4 separate regions of the Homo sapiens genome follow, and regions 1, 3 and 4 are each linked to region 2. Evidence: read pairs that join two places in POLR2A ChIA-PET (ENCODE). Cell type or tissue: K562. All regions are shown on one strand. Each heading gives the region's core, and the rest is flanking DNA. Links, peaks and the distances in the headings are about the cores only.

What was found. ChIA-PET counts read pairs that join two places held together with the same protein. Peaks named below come from ENCODE experiments on the same cell type or tissue, not always from the same donor. Only the 100,000 strongest peaks of a DNase experiment are listed, where the experiment ranks them.
Region 1: POLR2A ChIA-PET joins it to region 2 with 5 read pairs; 5 of 35 experiments call an interaction of 5 or more read pairs at or near these places.
Region 3: POLR2A ChIA-PET joins it to region 2 with 7 read pairs; 2 of 35 experiments call an interaction of 5 or more read pairs at or near these places.
Region 4: POLR2A ChIA-PET joins it to region 2 with 5 read pairs; 3 of 35 experiments call an interaction of 5 or more read pairs at or near these places.

Annotation. Positions count from the first base shown.
Region 1 is chr1:211,519,990-211,525,435 of GRCh38, forward strand. No RefSeq gene overlaps it. Among named protein-coding and RNA genes, the nearest start is that of RD3, 31 kb to the left of the region's middle. In K562, for the core only: no CTCF peak of the experiment used is centred there; no DNase peak of the experiment used is centred there.
Region 2 is chr1:211,611,336-211,616,781 of GRCh38, forward strand. No RefSeq gene overlaps it. Among named protein-coding and RNA genes, the nearest start is that of NTRAS, 26 kb to the right of the region's middle. RefSeq lists an enhancer at 5,232-5,446. In K562, for the core only: no CTCF peak of the experiment used is centred there; DNase peaks (open chromatin) are centred at 2,196, 2,786 and 3,516.
Region 3 is chr1:211,814,979-211,820,424 of GRCh38, forward strand. All of the region lies in intron 2 of LPGAT1 (lysophosphatidylglycerol acyltransferase 1), which reads right to left. Among named protein-coding and RNA genes, the nearest start is that of LPGAT1, 13 kb to the right of the region's middle. In K562, for the core only: no CTCF peak of the experiment used is centred there; no DNase peak of the experiment used is centred there.
Region 4 is chr1:211,527,668-211,533,113 of GRCh38, forward strand. LOC107985261 (a long non-coding RNA gene) reads right to left here. Exons shown (of 3, transcript XR_001738449.1): 3 at 1,385-1,744. LOC107985260 (a long non-coding RNA gene) reads right to left here. Exons shown (of 4, transcript XR_001738448.1): 4 at 3,116-4,241. Among named protein-coding and RNA genes, the nearest start is that of RD3, 38 kb to the left of the region's middle. RefSeq lists an enhancer at 449-518 and a silencer at 4,506-4,706. In K562, for the core only: no CTCF peak of the experiment used is centred there; no DNase peak of the experiment used is centred there.

The DNA.
Region 1 (5,446 bases), core at 199-5,198, 91 kb before region 2:
GGCACTGTAGTTGGAGAGAGTATGGCTGGAGTGGAGAGAGGGGGAGCCAGTGTCCCCCACCGTGAGAGTGGGTGGCAGAGAGAGAAAGGAGCCAGGTGATGCAGGGCCTTTGAAGTCACATTGCTAAGTTTTGTCATGGTCCTAAGAACAAGGGGAATTGGCTGGGTGTGGTGGCTCACACCTGTAATCCCAGCACTTTGGGAGGCTGAGGTGGGTGGATCACTTGAGGTCAGGAGTTAGAGACCAGCCTGGCCAACATGGTGAAACCCCATCTCTACTAAAAATACAAAAAATGGGCCGGTTGTGGTGGCATGCGCCTGTAATCTCAGCTACTCGGGAGGCTGAGGCAGGAGAATCGCTTGAACCTGGGAGGCGGAGGTTGTAGTAAGCTGAGATTGTGTCACTGTACCACTGCATTCCAGCCTGGGTGACAGAGCGAGACTCTGTCTCAAAAAAATAAATAAATAAATAAAAGCGGTTGGGGGAAAAAAGGGGAGCCACTGAAGTTTCCCCAAGCAGATGCGTGTATGACATGACTAGTTTTGTGTTCTGTAAAGATTCTGAGGCTGCGTCGTGAGAAATGGGCTGGACAGATCCTAAACAGACTGGAGTGTAGTCGGCAGACAGCTATTGCAGTAGTCAAGGGATCAGAGGGCAGGGTAGCTTGCCATAGGGTGATGGTACAGGAAATGGAGAAAAGAGGAGGGCCTGGAGATGCATTTAGAAGATAAATCAGAACTTGGTAATCGATTGGCTATGCAGAGTGAGAGAGAGTGTGTCGGGAGACTCCTGCTTTATTCCTGTCTTGCTCAACTGGGTAGGTGGCACCACCAGTCATGGAACTAGAAAACACTGTAAGAGAACCAGCCAGGCTAAGGAGAAGGTTAAGTGTTCCACCTTAGGCATGTCGAATTGTGGGAATCTTTGAGACCTCCAAACAGAGATGTCACTTAGGCAGTTGGATGTCTCAGTGAAGAGCTCAGAGATCACTTGTATGAGTGTGCACTGACCCGCGAATCAACCAGCTGGTGTGGATTCTGATCCCAGCTCACTGTGTTTCATTGGTGAAATCACTAACCCACTCTGGGACTCAGCGTCCTCAAGTGTCCAATGAGGGGTTGGACCACAATTCTGTCCAGCTCTAACATTCTCTGAATCTGTGAGCACATGAGGATGGAATATTGCCCAAACTTCTCTAAATTCCTCCCAAAACCAGGGAAAGAGGTCCTCCAATTTTAGGAGTGTTTCTGGCTCTGTTAGACTGGTCTTCGGGATGTTCTTGTTCTGATCCTGGCTGTCTCTCTCCTAGTCAGGTCGTGGACTAGCCTGAGACCCCAGAGCCCTATTCTTGCATGGGAAACCCTAGGCCCCTCATCCTTGTTTTAAGAAAAGGAGAGAGAACTGCATGTGCCGCTGTAGCTCATGGGGAGGCAGGTTGAGGGTCAAAGGCATAGACTGTGAAACAAAGGTGTTTCTTGCCACGGACTTTCCAGGACACTTCCCCCAAGGTTTTCCCTTTGCAAAATGACTCCTCCCCTTCTCTGCTGCTAGCCTGCTCTCTCCTGAACTTTCTGCTCTCTGCACTCTTTCCAAAAATGTGTTATCAGGTGTCCATGCAGTGTTTGCTTATTTCACAAATGACCCAGTTCTTGATGATGTCCCAGGTCCCACTGACCTTTCTTGGCTAGAGTAAGTAGCCCATGAAATAATATCTTCCTGGAACTGTTTGACACCTAGTCCCTCTCCTGGGTCCTGGCCAAGAGCTAAGAACCATTCATCCAGGGCTCATTATTAATGACCTATTACATGCTAGACACTGGAGATGCAAAATGAACAAAACCCAATCCCAGCCCTTGAGAAACCTTTGTGCCAATGATTTTGAAGTGTGAACTGGACCATCATTACCACCCTCTTCACCATATTAAAACCTCTTTTCTGCACACTTGGCTTTTGAGTTGTCTCAAAGATCATTGGCCGGGCATGGTGGCTCAAGCCTGTAATCCCAACACTTTGGGAGGCCGAGGCGGGCGGATCACGAGGTCAGGAGATCGAAACCATCCTGGCTAATGTGGTGAAACCCCGTCTCTACTAAAAATACAAAAAAATTAGCTGGGCGTGGTGGCGGGCGCCTGTAGTCCCAGCTACTCCGGAGGCTGAGGCAGGAGAATGGTGTGAACCCGGGAGGCGGAGCTCGCAGTGAGCCGAGATCGCACCACTGCACTCCAGCCTGGGCGACAGAGCAAGACTCCATCTCAAAAAACAAAACAAAACAAAAAAATCATTAATGCCAGTGGCTATCATTTACCGAGGGCTTATGATGTATCGGTCTTAGTAGAAAGCACTTCACATCCTTCATCTCATTTAATCTTCCAAACACCCTGTGAAGTAGGTTCTGTTTCTCTCACTTCACTCTTGAGAGCCTGAAAGAGATTAAGTCACTTGCCTGAGTTCAGACAGCTGGGATTCAAAACCAGGTTTAATCTGACTTGAAAATACCTGGCTCTTAACCACACTGCTGTTGCCACCTTTGATGGGACGGATGGCTGCTTGTTTCCTGAGGAGTTGGTGTTAGCTACAAACTTCCAAGTTTATTAGAAGAAGGACCCCAGGAGTACAGGAATCCTGTCTTGTTTAGCCCTTATCGCAAAACACCTAGGATGGTGCCTAGTAAATATTTGTTGAATGAATTTCAATAACTGAAACACTTTGCAAATCCCCCTCCCCACTCACCACCACCAATCACAACCTTGAGAACTATCAAAGGCAATGTGTTCAATACATTAACATAATGAGGAGAATCTCTAGCTAGAAGATTTGGAGTCCCCTCCAGGCTATAGGCCCAAAGAAGTAGTTTGTTAAGTGGTTTGTTAAACCATTAGCAAATGGATAGCTACTTCCGTTGCTCAGGTGTGTTTGAATTCCTTCCTTTTATACCAAGGAGCCTAATTCTAAGCCACCACTTTCATCTACCAGTGACCTTTAATAAAGCCAAGGTTTGTTTGTTTGTTTGTAGCAAACAATGACGCAATTACTTTTGAGAAAAAAAGAGTAAATTGAAGAAAAGTTTATTTTCAGGCTGGGTGGGATGGATGGCTCACTCCTGTAATCCCAACACTCTGGGAGGGAGAGGTGGGCGGATCACTTGAGGTTAGGAGTTCGAGACCAGCCTGGCCAACATGGTGAGATCCGCCACCCCTGGCCCCCGCTCCCCAATCCACCTATTCTCCCCCGCCCCCCGCCGTCCCCCATCGCTACTAAAAACACAAAAATTAGCCAGGCGTGGTGGCGGGCGCCTGTAGTCCCAACTACCTGGGAGACTGATGTGGGAGAATCGCTTGAACTAGGGGGGCAGAGGTTGCAGTGAGCCGAGGTCACGCCATTGCACTCCAGCCTGGGTGACAGAGCGAGACCCTGTCTCAAACAAATAAAAAAACACCAAAGTTCATTATTTTCTGAATTGGCTTATCTGCTGAGAATTTAGGTGTTGGCCTGGCTGTAGTCAAAGGCTCCTAGCCCTTCAGGTAAAGATGGAGTTCTTCTCACACCACTCACACTCCTCTTCACCCTCCAGTCCCCTCTCCATATCCACTGCCTAGGACTTTCTCTGGCTCTGGGTCTTTGTCCTTGCAGTTCCCTCAGCTCCAATCTCCTTTCCCTTCCTATTTGCCTGGGTAAATTTTATTCATTCTTCAAATTCTAGGAAGTCTTCTTGAGTTTTCCGCTGCCCCCTCCGCTGACCCCCCAACCCTCTACAGCATCTGGGTTTGGTGCCTCTCCTGTATTCCCTATAGCACCAGGCACACAGCTCAGCAGTATTTTCTTGTCTTTATCCTACATTCCACCCACCCAATTTGTCCAGACACCCAATTTGTCTTAGTGTCCCCAGCTCCAAGCCTAGAGCCTGGCCCATGATAGGTGCCATTTAAATAGCATTGTGGTTGATTGTTTTACCACCTTATCAAACCCCGTAGTTGTAGAAACATTTATTGAGTACCTACTATATGCCAGGCTTCTAATGTATGTGATTACTAAACCCTGCAACAACCTTGCAGAGTAGATTTGATCACTCCTGCTTCCAAGATAAGGGAGCTGGAGCTCAGAGAGGTTTGGTAGCTTGTCAAAAGACTCACATTCAGAAAGAGACTAAGCACGGAGGTGACTCAGGCCGTTAGGACTCTAAACTCTGTCTCCTCTTTCTCCTAGCTCTGGATTTCAAGTCACCCAAATTTGTGCCATCTCTATAACTCAAAAAACAATTACGTATCAGCTGTTTGACCTTAGATAAGTCACTTGACCCCACTTGGTCTGTTTTGTTGAGTGTAAAATGCCCAGAGTGGGCCACATGAACTACAAGGCCCATGAGCTCCAAGGTGGGTAAGTTTACAAATTAGGACAAGATGGAGCTTTGCCCAAAGGAAGGCAGCACTGCAGAATAAATCCACTGGGGCCTGTTGGTGGACCCGAATCTGTGGACTTGCATGGCGCCCACGTGGCCTCAGCCTGAGAGGGTGCCTACACACGCTCCCACTCCCATGCTGTGCACTGGGCTTGTCAGTGTTCCGGACAGTGCGTGTGCAAAGGCCCCTTGGTATGCTGAGCCTGTGCCTGTGCCGGTGGCAGGCAGCTGGCTGGTTCGTCTTCTGGCTCTGGAAATGGCCTCCTGCCTCATCTGGGCCAGCCTTTCCTCAGGGAAGATGAACTTCAGCCATTCCCTGGGAATTGGGTCAACAGACCATGGGCTGCTCTCCCAGCGGCTTGCCCTGGCTAGTCCTGCTTTCTGAGGCCAGAGGAGGCCTCGCCAGTGTGCTGAGACGTCCCCCCTGCTCCACACTTGTGTCTGGTTTTGTTTCTGCTCCAAGCAGGAGGTAATCCCCAGCTCCCCGAGCTCCCTCCCCACCGCCCAACCACCCCGCTCTGCTCCTCAGGTGGAGAAGCCCATTGCCAGGAGGATAAAGCGGAAGACCCGAGCCCCTCCCAGAACAGAATGAGCCTTGGCAGCAGCTGCAATGGGGGAGGCTGGGGATGTCAGGGGAAGTGCCCTGGAAAGGGCTAAGGGGTAATAATTATGTATCCATAAAAAATAAAAATAAAAAGCCCAGGCCTGACAGCTCACACTCGTAATCCCAGTGCTTTGGGAGGCTGCGGTGGAAGGATTGCTTGAGCCCAGGAGTTGAAGACTAGTCTGGGCAACATACAGATCTCCGTCTCTACCAAAAATTAAAAACACAAACAAACAAACAAAAAAACCTGGATGTGAAGGCACACATCTGTAATCCCAGTGCTTGGGAAGGCTGAGGTGGGAGCGTCAGAGGCATTTGAACTAGAGCAACTCCATCTTGAATAGTAGCTGGGTAAAATAAGGCTGAGGCCTGCTGGGCTGCATTCCCAGGAGGTTAGGCATTCTTAGTCACAGGATGAGATAGGAGGACAATACAAGATACAGGTC
Region 2 (5,446 bases), core at 284-5,283:
CAATTGCCAGACAGACGTGTAGGCTGAAGCGCCAGCCAGCAAATCATTTCAGCCACTTTCATCTTCCCTGCATGCCAAGTTCAGGGGGCAGGGGAGGGGCATCTTAGCCTGGATTCCCCTTGACTGGTGTTGAGGTATCCTGGAGCTAGGGGCTGAGCTATTCGCACCCCAGCAGTCAAACCATTAACCCATGGTCCGCTGGGTCCCCAGGGTCACCCCCTGCCAGAGGCAGCTGCACCTCCCTCTCTCCGACCTCTCTGCCAAGGCTGGAAAATCAGCAGGCTGTTTGGCTGTTTGGGGCTGTGGATGCTTCCAACCAACCTCCTGAGGCAGAAGGGCAGGTTTGCCCACTTTACAGATGGAGAGATGAAGGCAGACAACTTATTTCGGGCCACGCAGGTCTGGATGGTTGTCACGGGGAGCACTGAGGTTACCTCCTCTGTCAAGGTCTCATCTAGCTCTAAGCTTTCTCTCCCTCTCTCTTCCTCTCTTCCCAGCACCCGACTCCCTGTAGGCCAAGCTTTCTGTTTATCACCAAGACCCCCTTCACCTCACTCTCCCTTTTTCGCAAAGCCCTCCCATGCCCTGGGAGCCTTCTGAATCCTGACTTGAGCATAAAGGAGTTAGGGGAAAAGAGAAGAACTGGGTGAGAGGGGGGATGGAAGAGGAAGCAGAGATTCAGCTGACAGTGTCTAATGGTGGAAGGCATGTCTCAGGCCCAGAAAAGCCACACCATGGCCTCTGTTTTTCTGTGCAACAGTGGCCCTGCCAGGGAGACGGTGTGGGGAACCTGCAGGGAAGCTTTTCTAACGAAAGGGATTGGGGAGGACTTCTAAGGGAGAGAGGGAGAAAGTCCTCAATTCAATCTCTTCCCCCTTCTCTTCCCGCAACCTGTTTGTCTACTGACTTCTTTAGCTGCTCCTCTGTCATTTCCTGAACAGATCAACATTTTCTGAACAGGCACAAGATATTAACTAGGAAGCTCAGGTGTGGAAGAGCAGAGACCTCGGAACTCACCCCACCCTGTCCAAAACTTTTTCTTTTTTTTTTTTTTTCTTTTTGAGATAGGGTCTTGCTCTGTTCCCCAGGCTGGAGTGCAGTGTCACCATCATGGCTCACAGCAGCCTCGGACTCCTGGACTCAAGCGATCGTCCTTCCTCAGCCTCCCAAGTGGCTGGAACTATAGGCATATGACGCCATGCTGAGCTAATTTTTAATTTTTTTTGTAGAGATGGGGTCTCATTATGTTGCCCAGGCTCTACACTATCTTTTTATAGCTGAGGAAACTAATGCTCAGAGAGGAGTGTATCTTGACCAAGATCACACAGCTTATGAGTGATAAAGCTGAGATGAAAAAGCATGTTCTTTATACTATATGGGGCTGTCTTATTCATCCACACATACAAGATGTCCCCATGGAGAGCATGCAGGGGAGTCTCCCAGTACAGTGACTGAGAACCAGGGCTGCTTCTTACCTCTTCAAGCCTGCCCAGGGGGCCTCAACTTGTCCTGCCATGGATTCTACTTCACCCAGTCACTGTGGGAGCGGAAGACACTCCCAAAGCAGGTCATTCTGTGAAGGCTATGCCCAGAGAGGCAGCCACGGCCCTCCTCACAACACAGCCCAGATGCTCTCTGCAGCCCTTGGCCTGTTTGCCAGGCCGGGTTCTGCTTATGCCCTGGAGTGAGCAATGCCCAGGGCCTACAAAGCCTGTTCCCGTGCAAACTCGGCTACTGGCTGGTGCTGTGCTTCCTGCCCTGCAGGCTGGGCGCCTTGAGGGTTCTGCATCCTCCTCCTCACCACTACCAACAGCTTCTCATCTGGCAACTGGGTGGAGATCCTGCGGACCCCGCTGGACCACTGTAAGAAGAGCTTCACCTCAGCCTTGCTCTCTGACCAAAACTGACAGGCCACCATTTTGAAATGCTGACACATCCAGAAGTGACAGAATGGAAACTCCAGCACTCTCTGGGCACCAGTCAGTGTCCAGCACTGTTACTTCAGGGTCTGTGAGGAGAGTGCTGGTGGCGTGAGAGTGAGAATGAGGGGTAGGGCAGCAGGCTTGTAGTCAAACTGCCTTAGAGAAAGACACCATGAGCGTCCCAGGAAGAGGCTATTAATAGGCCTCCCTGAACATGCTCAGCGGTCCTGGGCTGGGGCTGTGAGAGCATGAGTCAGCAGATGGAAGGGCTGATGGTGAGCCCAGGACACAGAGCCAGCTCCCCACAGGGGAAGTGGAGGCTGTGAGACTGCACTTTTGAGCAACCCTGGTCTCGTGCCGCCCCACCCTCTTTTGAGTATGTAATCTGTTTGGATGGTATATTACCAGTGTTGTAAATTCCAATTCTGGAGCCAGAATTTTTTTTTTTTTTTTTTTTTTAAGAGACAGAGTTTCACTCTGTCACCCAGGCTGGAATGCAGTGGTGCAATCCTGGCTCACTGCAGCCTCAACCTCCTGGGCTCAAGCAATCCTCCCACCTCAGCCTCCCAAATAGCTGGGACTACAGGCACGTGCCACTATGCCTGGCTAATTTTGAAGCCAGAATTTAAAGCAGCAAAAAATCCAGAAAATCCTTTCCCCCCACTTACCCTCTCTTACTTTCTCTTCATTGACAAAGCTGGGCACAGGAAAAAGGACTCCATCCCCTGCAATGTGAAGGGCTGCTCAGCCATTATGAATGCCCCTCTCCACACCTACCCAGCCACTGACTCACTCCGGGACGAGCTCCCAATGTAGATTAAACATATGTTGAGTGCCAGGCCCTGTGACGGGCGGTTTCACACATATTATCTCATCCTCATAATGACCCCGGGACACAGATATATTGATATCTCACTTTCACAGATGAAGAATCAAAGCTGAGAGTGATTAAGCTATTTGTCCAAGGAGCTGTAGCCACTGTCATTTATCAAGTATCTAACAGATGCCAGGGACTTGCATACAGTTTTTTCTGTTTGTTTGTTTTTGAGACAGAGTTTCCCTCTTGTTGCCCAGGCTGGAGTGCAGTGGCACACTCTTGGCTCACTGCAACCTCCGCCTCCCAGGTTCAAGCAATTCTCCTGCCTCAGCCTCCTGAGTAGCTGGGATTACAGGCACCCACCACCATGCCCAGCTAATTTTTTGTATTTTTAGTAGAGACGGGGTTTCACCATGTTGGCCAGGCTGGTTTTGAACTCCTGACCTCCGGTGCTCCACCTGCCTCAGCTTCCCAAAGTGCTGGGATTACAGGCGTGAGCCACTGCACCCAGCCTCACAGTTTCTTTAAGGAAGTTAAAGGTCCTCACTTTACTGATGAGGAAACTGAGGCTCAGAGGGGCTGGGCAGCCTGGGAAGTGGCAGCACCGTGCGTGGGTCTGCCTGCCTCTCAAGCCTACGCTGCCTCCAGGCTACAGGGCAGCCGGGACTCCAGCCGCATCTCTGCCTCTAAGTCCACCACACCCACGGCCTTCCTGGCGAAGGACGGCCTTGTGTGCCCTGACTGAACACCTATCAGTCTATGGTACCCGTTGTTATCAGAACCAGCAGAGTGACCTCAGGGCAGATCTTCCTATCTCGCACATTACACCTGTGCACCTCCGTCCTTCTGAAAGGAGACAGCCTGGCAGGCTGATTCCAAGGTCAGGAGAGTGGAAGTTAAAAGAACCTAAAGGGAACACTTTTCAGTGGCCTAAAGGGGACACTTTCCTGCCATCAAGCCCATGGCCATGTGAGCAGAGCTTCCTGTCAGCCCCAGATTTGACTGCAGTGGCCTTAAAGGAAACAGACATAACATCTACCTGCTAATTTCTATCACATCACAAAAGTTCTGTGGTTTGTGGTTGGTAAATTTAGATATGGGAATATTCGACTCCCAGGAAAGGAATATACAGAGGGAATTATGGGGAGATGAAAAAGGGTCTCCAATGGGTATTTTAACTTTTGATTTTTTTTTTTTTTTTTTTGAGATGGAGTCTCGCTCTGTTGCCCAGGCTGGAGTGTGGTGGCACAATCTCAGCTCACTGCAACTTCCACCCACCGGGTTCAAGCAATTCTCGTGTCTCAGCCTCCCAAGTAGCTGGGATTACAGGCACCTGCCACCATGCCTGGCAAGTTTTTGTATTTTTAGGAGAAATGGGGTTTTGCCATGTTGGCCAGGCTGGTCTCAAACTCCTGACCTCAAGTAATCCACCTGCCTTGGCCTCCCAAAGTGCTGGGATTACAGGCGTGAGCCACTGCACCCGGGCAAAACTTTTGGTTTCTAAGATGCTGCAAGTGGTGGGGACAATGGTGAGTCAAGGATGTTTTAATGCATCCTTGAAAAGGTGGGATGAGTCTTTCTTCAGCCAGTTTCCCCAAGTGCCATTGGCTGGGGAAATCAACAAAAGCCATTTGGCTGAGTGCCGTGGCTCACTCACACCTGTAATCCCAGCACTTTGGGAGGCTTGAGGTCAGGAGTTCGACACCAGCCTGGGCAACATAGTGAGACCCTGTCTCTAGAGAAAAAAATAAAAAATGAAATCAATAGCTCTTCCTCTTCCTGTCTATACTCTGCTTTAATTTTTTTCATAGCCCTTTTCTCTAACTCACATTGCATTATATGTGTTTGTGTATGTATGTGTATATATATATATATATATATATATATATATATATATATATATACCCCTGTTTATTTTTTTATTTATTTTCTATCTCTCCACTCCCCTGTAAGAATGTAAGCTCCACAAGGACAAGGACTGTGTTTCTTGTTCACCACAGTTTCCCAGGGACTAGAAACATAAGAAGCCTTCAGTAGAGATGTGCTAAATGAATGAGTGAGTGAAGGAGTGAATGCACCCTGAGGGGTAGTTTAACCCCCTGTAAATATCTTCCATGTCAGTTTCTCTGAGGAGTGGGTGTCAGAACCCACAGTCCTCTGAGCCTGCACCCCCTCTCAGCATGAGCCAGAAGAGAGTCTCCTTGGGCTCTGCTCTCTGGGGTAAGGGAGACAGGCTGGTGCTTGTGATAAGCCTTCTGTTGGGACCTACCAAGCCCTGAGCAGAGGATGGAGGAGACACAATTCCCACCGCATCCCAAGGGAATCCCCACTCTTGTGAGTTTCCTGACAGGAATGGGGCAGGGTCTGCAGCCAGTCGTCAAGAGCAGGGAAGCTTTCAGAAAGGGCCACCGCCAGTGATTACGGGCCATTCAGTTGTCCACCCCCAGCCTAAGCCCCCTACAGCCCTGCTTCGTTAACCAGTTTTCAGAGCGACAGCTAAGCTGCATGTACACAGGAGGCAGACACCAGCCTGTTGTCTCTGTTCCCAGGCCCCAGGATGACAAAACACTTGGTGTGTTCAGATGAAAGGGCTCTCATTGCAAAGGGCAGGATTGCCAATCCCACTGAGCTCCCTGGAATGGAAAGCTGGACTCTCCGAACTCGTGATTACCACTGTTGTGGAGATTAAAGACTTCCTGTCGGAGAG
Region 3 (5,446 bases), core at 93-5,092, 200 kb after region 2:
CACTCTTAAGGCTGGCATTCCTTCCACTTCTTCTCTTCCCATCTTCCTCTCTTAACCTCCAAATGGTGGCATTCCCTCACAAGTTAATCCTGGGCCTCTCGTCACTTCGTACTGAGATATCCCTAGGTGATAGCAGCTTTAAACACCATGGATAATTTGCCGATTTCTCTTTCTAGCTCAAGTTTCCCTTACAAGTTCCAGACTGCACATCCATGTCAATTTCACAGCTCCACTTGGATGTTTTTCATCTACCCTATGCTAAATTTTTAAATTTTTAAAATCTTTCCTCTCAGTTACCTCCTCTCTAAACTTCCCCATCTACCCAGCAGCTCACACCAGAAACCTCAGGGGCATCCCTGTCACCTCTCTCTCTACCTCATCCTCCATGTCTAATCTCTCAGCAAGTCCTGACAATTTTCCCTCCTATAAAACTCTCCAATCAGTTCACTTTCCATCTCCACTGCCATCATCACTAGACCAACCATCACCCTCACCTGATAAGGTGAGAATCTTCCACACGGTCTCCTGGCCACACACACTGGCTTCTCTTGAGTCCATTTCTACAAAGCTGCAGAGTAGAATTACAAATGGGAATCTGATTTCATCATTCCCTTACTTAAAACTCTTCGATGGTTTCCTCAAGATAAATTTCAAAATCCTTAATATGCACTACAAAGCTTTAAAGGATTTGGCCTCACCAGCTTCCCTCAACCACTAAACTCCTCTCCCCCTCACTCCCTCCCTGCTGCAGCCACTGGCCTTCCCTTTGTTCCTCAAACATGACAAATGCTTTTCTTTTTTTTTTTTTTTTTTTTTTTGAGACTGAGTCTTGCTCTGTCACCCAGGCTGGAGTGCAGTGGCACAATCTCGGCTCACTGCAAGTTCCGCCTCCCATGTTCACGCCATTCTCCTGCCTCAGCCTCCTGAGTAGCTGGGACTACAGGCGCCCGCCACCACGCCCGGCTAATTTTTTGTATTTTTTTTAGTAGAGACGGGGTTTCACCGTGTTAGCCAGGATAGTCGCAATCTCTTGACATTGTGATCCACCCGACTCGGCCTCCCAAAGTGCTGGGATTACAGGCGTGAGCCACTGCGCCTGGCTTTTCTGCCTTTGTGCATGCTGTCCCTCCTCCTAGCTTCACCTGGCCAACTCCTACTGATTCCTCAGGTCTCAATTTCAGTGTTCCTTTCTCAAGGGCATCCCTCCCTGGCACCACTAGTCTCAAGCTCAAGTCCTCTGTCTCATCCTCTCATAGCCCTTTTCACATGTGATTCCGTGGTTATGATGTGACTCCTGTTGTCTCTCTCCCACACTAACATGTAAACTTCTTAAGAACAGCAACTATGTTGTTTTGTTTGCCACTGTACTCCCAGCCACCAGCACAATATCTGACACAGAGAAGGCACTCAAATTTTTGCATTAGAATAGGTGACTGAATTAATAAATTGCTTTGAAGCACTGCAAAATTTACAAACATAAAATCTAATTAGTTAATATTTTATTCAGACTACGGCCTAAATTATTTTTATTGATTGATTAAAGCAAGAACTCGATTGAGCTACACTACTAGCTAGGCCTGAATAGCCTCAGATATATTTCTAAGACTACCTCATAAGTTAGCTTTTATTCATTTACACATGCCTTTTCCCAAAAGGCTAACATAATTATTTTCCTAGACATTAATATAATAATGATCATTCTAATAATAATGAAATTATCATTTATAGAGTGCCAAACACCAGGCTTCACTTTACATTCAAGTTTCATAACCTCCATTTTTACAGATGATGAAACTGAAGCTCAGAGAAATTAAGCAACTAGCTCAAAGATAAAACTAGCAAGTGGGAGAAACAGGATCCAACCTCATACTAGCTCAAAAATCAATGTTTTTTCCCCAACACATCATGCTATCTCTAATATACTTATTTTGCAATATCTATTATTTGTTGAAAATACATCTGTATACAAATATCTGAGGCTTAACACAGCTTAGAATGATTATTTACACTTTATAATGGCTGCTCAATTCAGAGTCTCATATACAAAAACAAATTCTATCCCAACCGTATAAAACAGCCTGCAACAATTATTCCAAATGACATCCTAGTTCCTTATCCATGTAACCTATACTTATAAATTTAGCCCCCAGTTAATTTTCTTCCCTTCAAGGACCTCAATTAACTTTAATAAATGGAACCATCATATTAGGGGGAAACGTATATATTGATCTCTGTTTTTCAAAAAACTTGTCACAAATGCATTTTGAACATGCAGTTCATAACGAACTCAACTATTCATAAAACCATCCGTCGCTGGGCATGGTGGCTCACACCTGTAATCCCAGCACTTTGGGAGGCAGAGGCAGGTGGATCACCTAAGGTCCGGAGTTCGAGACCAGCCTGGCCAACATGGCAAAACCTCGTCTCTACTGAAAATACAAAAATTAGCCGGGCATGTGGCCGGCGCCTGTAGTCCCAGCTACTCAGGAGGCTGAGGCAGGAGAATCACTTGAACCCAGGAGGTGGAGGTTGCAGTGAGCCGAGATCGCACCACTGCACTCCAGCCTAGGGGACAGAGTGAGGCTCCATCTCAAAAAAAAAAAAAGAAAGAAAGAATTTTTAATAATCTAGATTTTAGATAATTATATTCTTAAGAAGAAATGAGACATTCTACTAACTAATGAGTGTATAAACAACTGGCAACATTTTACCATGTCAGTAATAGGATACATGAAACTTGAAAAACCTTGTGACCACAGCTTTTGGTAATGGTGCTTCATTTTTTCGTTCCTATTAAATGCCTCTGCTTCATAAAATCAGCAGTTGAGATTACTAACAAACTTTCAGGTTTTTTGTTTTTGTTTTTGTTTTGAGACAGAGTCTCACTCTGTCCAGAGACAGGCTGGAGTGCAGTGGTGCGATCTCAGCTCACTGCAACTTCTGCCTCCTGGGTTCAAGCAATTCTCCTGCCTCAGCCTCCCGAGTAGCTAGGACTACAGGTATGCACCACCACACCAGTCCAATTTTTGTATTTTTAGCAGAGACGGGTTTTCACCATGTTGGCCAGGCTGGTCTCAAACTCCTGACCTCAAGTGATCCACCCGCCTTGGCCTTCCGAAGTGCTAGGATTACACGCGTGAACCACCGTACCCAGCCAACTTTCAGTTTTTAATGGCAGGGTTCATTAGTCTTAGGCACTACTAGGGCATATAAATGCAAAACCATGCTTAACAGAAATAGACTAGTAATTATAATTTAAATATTTTAAAATGAACATCACCCAAGTCTCTGGGATCCAAGCAAGTATCCTTAATAAGTAAAGTAGGCCCAAAATAAGACAAGAAGCAGGATCTTGGATAAACTGGACAGTAAAGGGGGTGGTCATCATGCAGCTCCAGCAAATCGTTACTATGCAGGAACAAGGGCTCAGCATGGCCAGATCTCTAATTTCTCAAGAATAGCTGGAAATGTGGAATTTGTTTTCATGTTTTGTGAAATCTCCCTAATTTGAAATGTTGACAACTAATTTAAGTTTAAATAGTGCTAAGACAAAATAAAACAGATCAGCTTCTGAATATGGCCACTAATTTGCAAACTCTGAAAAGAAACTCCTAAAACAAAGCCTAAATACTCAGCAAACCCTAATTTTAGATTAGGAATGGTAAACTCTTATGTAACAATATTTGTCAAACTTTGGAGTGCACTAGTGATCTTTAAAGTTCTCAAGGCAGACCAGACCCTAGAGCTTTACTGTATTAATGTCACATTTATTTCATATTCCTTACTAAAGTACCAAAGGTAACTCACTCCTTCCATTCGTTTTGATGACATTTTCTTACTGCAGCCAAATGGAAATAGAGTGGATGTCTTAAACATATGCTACTGGTAAGCAGTCTAAGAATCAAAACACGTTGGAAACCACTGGGAGACAAAAGAAACACACTTTGGAGCCTACTTTATGCTTTTCAACAGACCTCAAAGAAAATTAATTAGATGGTAAAATTGCTCTCCATTCTATAATAATCAACCAGTGTACAATAGGATGGTGGCAGTGCTATTTTAATTATAATTACATAGTTAAACAAAAATCTTGTGTTGTACTTTTTGGTATGGACATAGCAGCATTATAGGCATGAATCTTCTGGGAAAATACAGATAGCAACAAGGAGAAAAAACTGCGCAAAACTGCTTTTTCAGAAAACCTAGGAGAAAAACAAAAATATAAAAATCCCAGGCCGGGTGCGGTGGCTCATGCTTATAATCACAGCACTTTGGCAGGCCAGGTGAAAGGACTGCCTGAGGCCAGGAGTTTGAGACCAGTCTGGGCAACTTGGCAAGGCCCCATCTCTACAAGAAAATTAAAATAATTACCTAGGCATGGTGGTACATGCCTGTCGTCTTAGCTACTTGGGCTGAGATGGGAACGATCACTTGAGGCCAGAAGTTTCAGGCTGTAGTGAGTTGGAATGCACCATGGTATTACAGCCTGGGTGACAGAACAAGACCCTGTCTCCAACAACAACAAAAAAAACCAAAAAATTTAAATCTAAAAAATAAAACCACCAAAGTACCTGAGAACAAGGCTGAGATCAAACAAGGCATACAATCTATGCTGGGGTGGAGAGCAGCTTATAGGGCAAGACAGTGTGGCATGTGATGAAGAGGGCCTGACAGTGGCAGATCTCAGAAAGCAACAGAACAATACCTTTCCTTAAGAAAAGAGTTGCCGCGCACGGTGGCTCACGCCTGTAATCCCAGCACTTTTGGAGGCCGAGGCGGATGGATCACCTGGGGTCAGAAGTTTGAGATCAGCCTGGCCAACATGGTGAAACCCCGACTCTACTAAAAATACAAAAATTAGCCAAGCATGGTGGCAGACGCCTGTACTGCCAGCTACTCGGGAGGCTGAGGCAGAGAATCGCTTGAACCCAGGAGGCAAGAGGTTGCAGTGAGCCAAGACTGCACCACTACACTCCAGCCTGAGCAACAGAGTGAGACTCCGTCTCAAAAAAAAAAAGGCAGGCAGGGGGGTGGTTTACATTGGCATGCTGGAGCCATGTCCCTCCAATCACAGCTGCAAAGGAAGGAGTGGAAAGTTCAGAATTAGCGGCAAAAGACCTTCTAGAAGGTCTAGACATTTTTTTAGAGAGGCAGAAGACTTGTGGCCACACAGAGAAACACACCCAGGTGTCATATGTGAAAAAGACTACCTCTGAGGCAGAAATCTGGAAATCTACCCTGGCCCCATACAAACCTCCTACAAATAACAGATTGAGGAAAATCCAATTCATTAAGTCACAAGGAAAAAAAGGTAACTGGCATGGTACTGACTGAGAGATACTTTAAGAAAAATGATAGATAATGTACCAACTGTCAGAGTACACTAAAAAAAAATTACAATGGAGAAGACAAAAATTATAACTGAATAATTTTGCTTGATTTTAAG
Region 4 (5,446 bases), core at 223-5,222, 84 kb before region 2:
TAATAAAGAGCTGCATGGCTATCAGCCCTGAGCTGAAATGAGCAGCCAGTTTAGAATTTAGCATTGGGAGAGTTGCATGTAAAGCAATGGCCTGAAGCTACCTAGAGTAGTTTCACTGACGCTGGTTCTTTTAGTGAACTGCCTTGGGCCCTGCTCAACCTCAGGCTGCCTTAGGGGGACAGAAATGGAGCTTTATCTCCCATGTCCTCAAAGTGCCAGGCTGGGTGCCTCTGCCCCCTGCACGTGGTCCATGACTGATCCCAGCAGCACCAGCTCAGCCTGGTCCTGCCTCCTCCCCAGCCCCTTCGCTGAACTGGAAGGAAGGCCCCCACACCCACTGCCTTCTTGAGCTTGGCCCAGACTCAAGCAGGTCTGGCTACAACTCCTGGAATAGAAAGGAAACCCAGCGACCCATGAGCCTCACTCTGCCTTGGACAGGAAATGCTTCAGCAGGTTTCAAAGGCACAAGAGCCAAGGGAAGGAAGCTACTTGGGGAGGGTACCCAGGGCAGGCCAGGGCCTCCAGAGGGTGGAAGAAGTGAGAATGCCAGGCCTTGAGCCCTGCGGCGAGGTCAGAAACCTTGTCCATGACTGAGCTATGGAGTCCACAGGGAGTGGGGAGCAGTGCCCAGATCCGCCACTGAATCCAGTACCCACGGACAACTGAGCTTGCAGCCACTTCCACACTAGCCATGCCTTCTTTTTTTCTTTTTTTTTTGAGCTGGGGTCTTGCTGTGTCACCCAAGCTAGAGTGCAGTGGCAGGATCTCAGCTCACCGCAGTCTCAACTTCCCAGGTGTCTCACGTGTCCGTGTGAACAGATCACCAAACAGGCTTTGTGTGAGCAGCATAGCTGTTTATTTCACCTGGGTGCAGGCAGGCTGAGTCCAAAAAAGGAGGCAGCAAAGGGTTGTGGGATTACCATTGGTTCTTATAGGTTTTGGGATAGGAGGTGGAGTTAAGAGCAATGTTTTTGGGGCAGAGGGTGGATCTCACAAAGTACATTCAAGGGTGGGGCGAATTATAAAGAAACTTCTTAAGGGTGGGGGAAATTATCAAGAACATTGATCAGTTAGGGTGGGGCAGAAACAAATCACAATGGTGGAATGTCATCAGTTAATGCTATTTTCACTTCTGTGGATCTTCAGTTGCTTCAGGCCATCTGGATGTACACAAGCAGGTCACTGGGGATATGATGGCTTAGCTTAGGCTCTGAGGTCTGACACCCGGTTCAAGCGATCCTCCCACCTCAGCCTCCTGCTGTTGCTGGGATCACAGGTGCATACCACCTGGCTAATGTTTGTATTTTTTATAGAGATGGGGTTTTGCCATGATGCCCAGGCTGGTCTTAAACTCCTAAGCTCAAGCAATCAGCCTACCTCGGCCTCCCAAATTGCTGGAATTACAGGTGTGAGCCACCGTGCCAGCCGAGCCATGCCTTCTTCATGGCCCAGCCTCGAGGGGTGGCAGATGCATGGTTCTAAGTGACCACCACTCAGTACATCATTCTTCTATTGACCACAGTTATGTTGCCAGTCAGTGCCTGCAAACCACTTGGATTTAACCAATGTGTCCCCAGAGCAGTAAGTGAAAATCCTGGGATATCAGGTCACCAGGAAGGCAAGTGTGATGGAAAGTTGAGGCGCTATATACACAGAGGACAAATTTTTGATCCCTGGTTCCACCACATCTTCTCCGTGTTGCTGCGGGCAGGTCACTTAATCCTCTGAGCCTCCTTTGTCTCATCTGTAAGATAGGATGGTCATATCTATCTCAAACAGCTATTTATGGGTTGAATGAAATAGATCAGTGTTTGCTTGGCACACAGTGGTTGTGAAATAAATAGTAGTTCTTAAAATTAATTGGAGAGACAGAACGTACACATCCAAATCGAGTCATTCAGCCACCCCCACACCAACCCAAAGTAGTCTCGCTCCCACTTCCTCAGCCTTGCACACAGCTCTTCCAACTCCTACACCTTCTGCCAAAACCCCCAGACACGCCTTCTGCAGCAAGCCTTCCAGAACAAACTTGTCTATTCATGGCAACCGTCCCTTCACGCCAGACTTCCACGACGTCCCTGCTGCTCATGGAATGCCACTCCCGTGGTTAAACTTGGTCATCTTCTCCATCAGACATGAGCAGGAACTGCCTCTCCCAATCAGCCTAGTATCCAGATGCCAGCCACTCTGGAGCCCTTCATGCAGAACCTACAGAAGCCACACTCCTTTCTATCTCAAGGTCTTCGCATGCGCCCCTCCCTGGGCCTGCAATGCTTGATGATCAGCCCCCTCACCCACTCCGCTCAGCAAGTGGCCAGAAGAACTCTTAGACTGCCTCTAGGACTCAGCATAAATACTACTTCCTCCAGGAAGGCTTCCTTGACTCCCAAACTGAAACAGGTTTCTTATTTTACCTTTCCATGCAATCCAGGAATCTCTTTCAGAGCACTGGCAGCTAAAAATAATTAATTAACAGCAACACTCCTTTAATGCTTGTCCCACATTAAGCTGCAAGTTTAATGAGGACAGGAGCAGGTATATTGTGTTCCCTGGTATATTCTCAACACTTAGCTCAGTACTCGGTGTACAGAAGTGCAACAAATACTTGTCAAATGAATGAATGAATAAATGAATGAATACAACCTCTCCCCACCACACCCAGGTTCCAGCATAAATCTGTTCATATAACACCCTCAGGGGCCAAGAAGGACACACAGGAAGACCTTCTGATTCCAGCTGTGATATATTTCTTCCTGGGAACATGTTGCCTTTTCTTGGTTGAGCCACGAGTCTCCAGGTTTTCTGTACATTGCAAACAACCCTTTCCCCTCCCTGAGGAACACATTCCCCAGTAAGAAGAAGACACCCCAAAGGCTTCCCCCACTGGGAAAGGCTCGGTGCTAACCACATCAGGTTAAATAATATGGTTTGCATCCTGTTTGCTTTGAAGCACATTTGGCAGACATGCATCACAGGCTGGAAATCGCCCCCTCACCCACTTACTTGCTCCAGCCCCACTGGGCAGTCCCCACGAACCATGGCTGAAACAGCCTGTCTAGATCCTCAAGTCCCCTCCCACCCCCAGTGCCCCTCAATGCTTATATTTGGCCTTTGCCCAGTTCTAACAGGGGGTGGTCTCACCAAAGCCTTGGGCAGCAGCCAGAACCCATGGGGCTCTGTAGTGTGGACTGTGGGCTTTGGCCAGGTGAGCACTGAACCAGGAGACCCAGGGTTTGGCCACTGTGTGCCTCTTCCAGCCTCTCAGCACTTAGCTCAGTACTCGGTGTAATAGAAGTGCAATAAATACTTGTCAAATGAATGAAAGACTTCACTTCTCTGAGCTTGTTTCCCTGCTGATAAATGGGGGCAATGGAGTGATGACACCTGTGTTTCCCACCTCACCGGGTGGGTGTAAATGCCAACTAGGAAAACAGAGGGGAGTCTCTGCAATGGGCGGGACACCATGCAAGGCACTGGGGAAATCAAAATGAAGGAGACCAGTCCCTGCCTGCAAAGAAATTGAGTCAACAGTAAACAAGCAAAGAGGCCCTCATAATACAGCGTGTTAGAGGAGTGAGAGGGTGCTGCCAAAGCGGCCATGTCACCCACGAAAAGAGCTGATGCCAAGGGTCACAGACAGCCTCGGAGTGAGTAAAACATCACCAACAGGGAACTCAGGCCAACCTGTTCGTCACTCTTGCACACTTGCTCTGTGGCCTTGAGCAAATTACTTGCCCGCTCTGTGCCTCATTGAGATGGGAGGAATTCATGAATGAGCACATATGAGGTGCTTGGAACAGTTCTAGGGCAAAAAGCAGGGGCTAAGGCAGTGTCAGCTATGATTATGGTTATTCTGTTTTTAATCCATTCAACAAATATGTACAAGGCTCTGTGTTGGGCATGGGGGGTGTGTCAGTAAACCGAAAGGACTGAAAACCCTGCTCTCGTAGAGCTTACATTCTGGAAGGGAAAGAAGCAAACCAAATAAGCACAGTAGTTAATGTGTTTGATGAGTAGGAGTGCTTTGTAAAAAAAAGAAAGCAGAAAGCGGGTATAAGGCGCTCCATCACTGTGGGACGGGTTCCCCAGGGAGGGTTCCGATGGGAGGCACCCAGTCAGGGAAGAGGCTGGGGTGAGCAAAGGCCTGGAGGAGGTGAGAGGAACCATGGATTCGGCTGGAGAAAGTGGTCCAAACAGGAACAGCCGGGCCTTATCCTGTGTTGCTATTAATACATCTTCAGCTGCAAAATGGAAATGAGAAGTTGCTGTGAGGATTAAATTAGGTAACAAATGCCCGGCACATGGTGAGCACAGAATAAATGCTAGTGCCTCTGCCACTCCCTTCTCATCCCACAGGGCTCCTTGCAGTTATTAGATGTTTGGGTTCCCCAAGCCAGATTGTGCTTCCTCTCTGGTGCAGGGCGTCTTCTGCTGGTCTCCCAGTGGCCCCTTGAGCACTGCATGGGCTGGGATCTGGAGGAGGGACAGCAGGTTGCTGAAGGCCCTTGGGATGACCCAGGGATCTCAGACCAGAGCATGGAGGGCAGACACTGGCCCGTTGCCTTCTAGCTGTGGTATCTTGGCCAGGGACAGTAATAACAGTTGTCACCTACGCCAGCACATTTTATCGCTTAATCCTTCTCCTGCCCTGGGAGGCAGATATGGAACGTGAGCCTCAGAGAGTTTCACACAGTGAGAAGATAGAAAAGCTGAGATCTGAGGCTGAGGTATGAGACTCCAAAGCCCCTGCTCTCGGCAGGGTTGCCAGATTTACCAACAACAAACAAAAACAAAAGCAGTACACCAGCTTAAATTTGAATTTCAGATAAACAAGAGATAATTTTTAGAAGTACAGCTATCCCTTGGTATCCCTGGGAGATTGGTTCCAGGACCCCACAGATACTAAAATCTGAGGATGCTCAAGTCCCTCATATAAACTGACATAGTGTTTCCGTATAACCGTATAACTGCCCATATACTTTAGCTCATCTCTAGGTTATCTACAATACCTAACACAATGTAAATGCTTTGTAAATAGTTGTTAGTTATAAGGTATTTTTTATTTGTATTATTTTTATTGTTTTTAAAAAATATTTTCTATCTGCAATTGGTTGACTCCATGGATGAAGAACCCACAGATATGGAGGGTCAACTGTAGATCCCAAATACTAAATGACATGTTGATAGTAAAAAAGTATTCATTGGCCGGGCGTGGTGGCTCATGCCTATAATCCCAGCACTTTGGGAGGCCGAGGCAGGTGGATCTCTTGGTCAGGAGATCGGGACCAGCCTGACCAACATGAGAAAACCGCATTTCTACTAAAAATACAAAAATTAGCCGGGCATGGTGGTACATGCCTGTTATCCTAGCTACTCAGGAGGCTGAGGCATGAAAATTGCTTGAACCTGGGAGGTGGCAGTTGCAGTGAGCCAAGATTGTGCCACT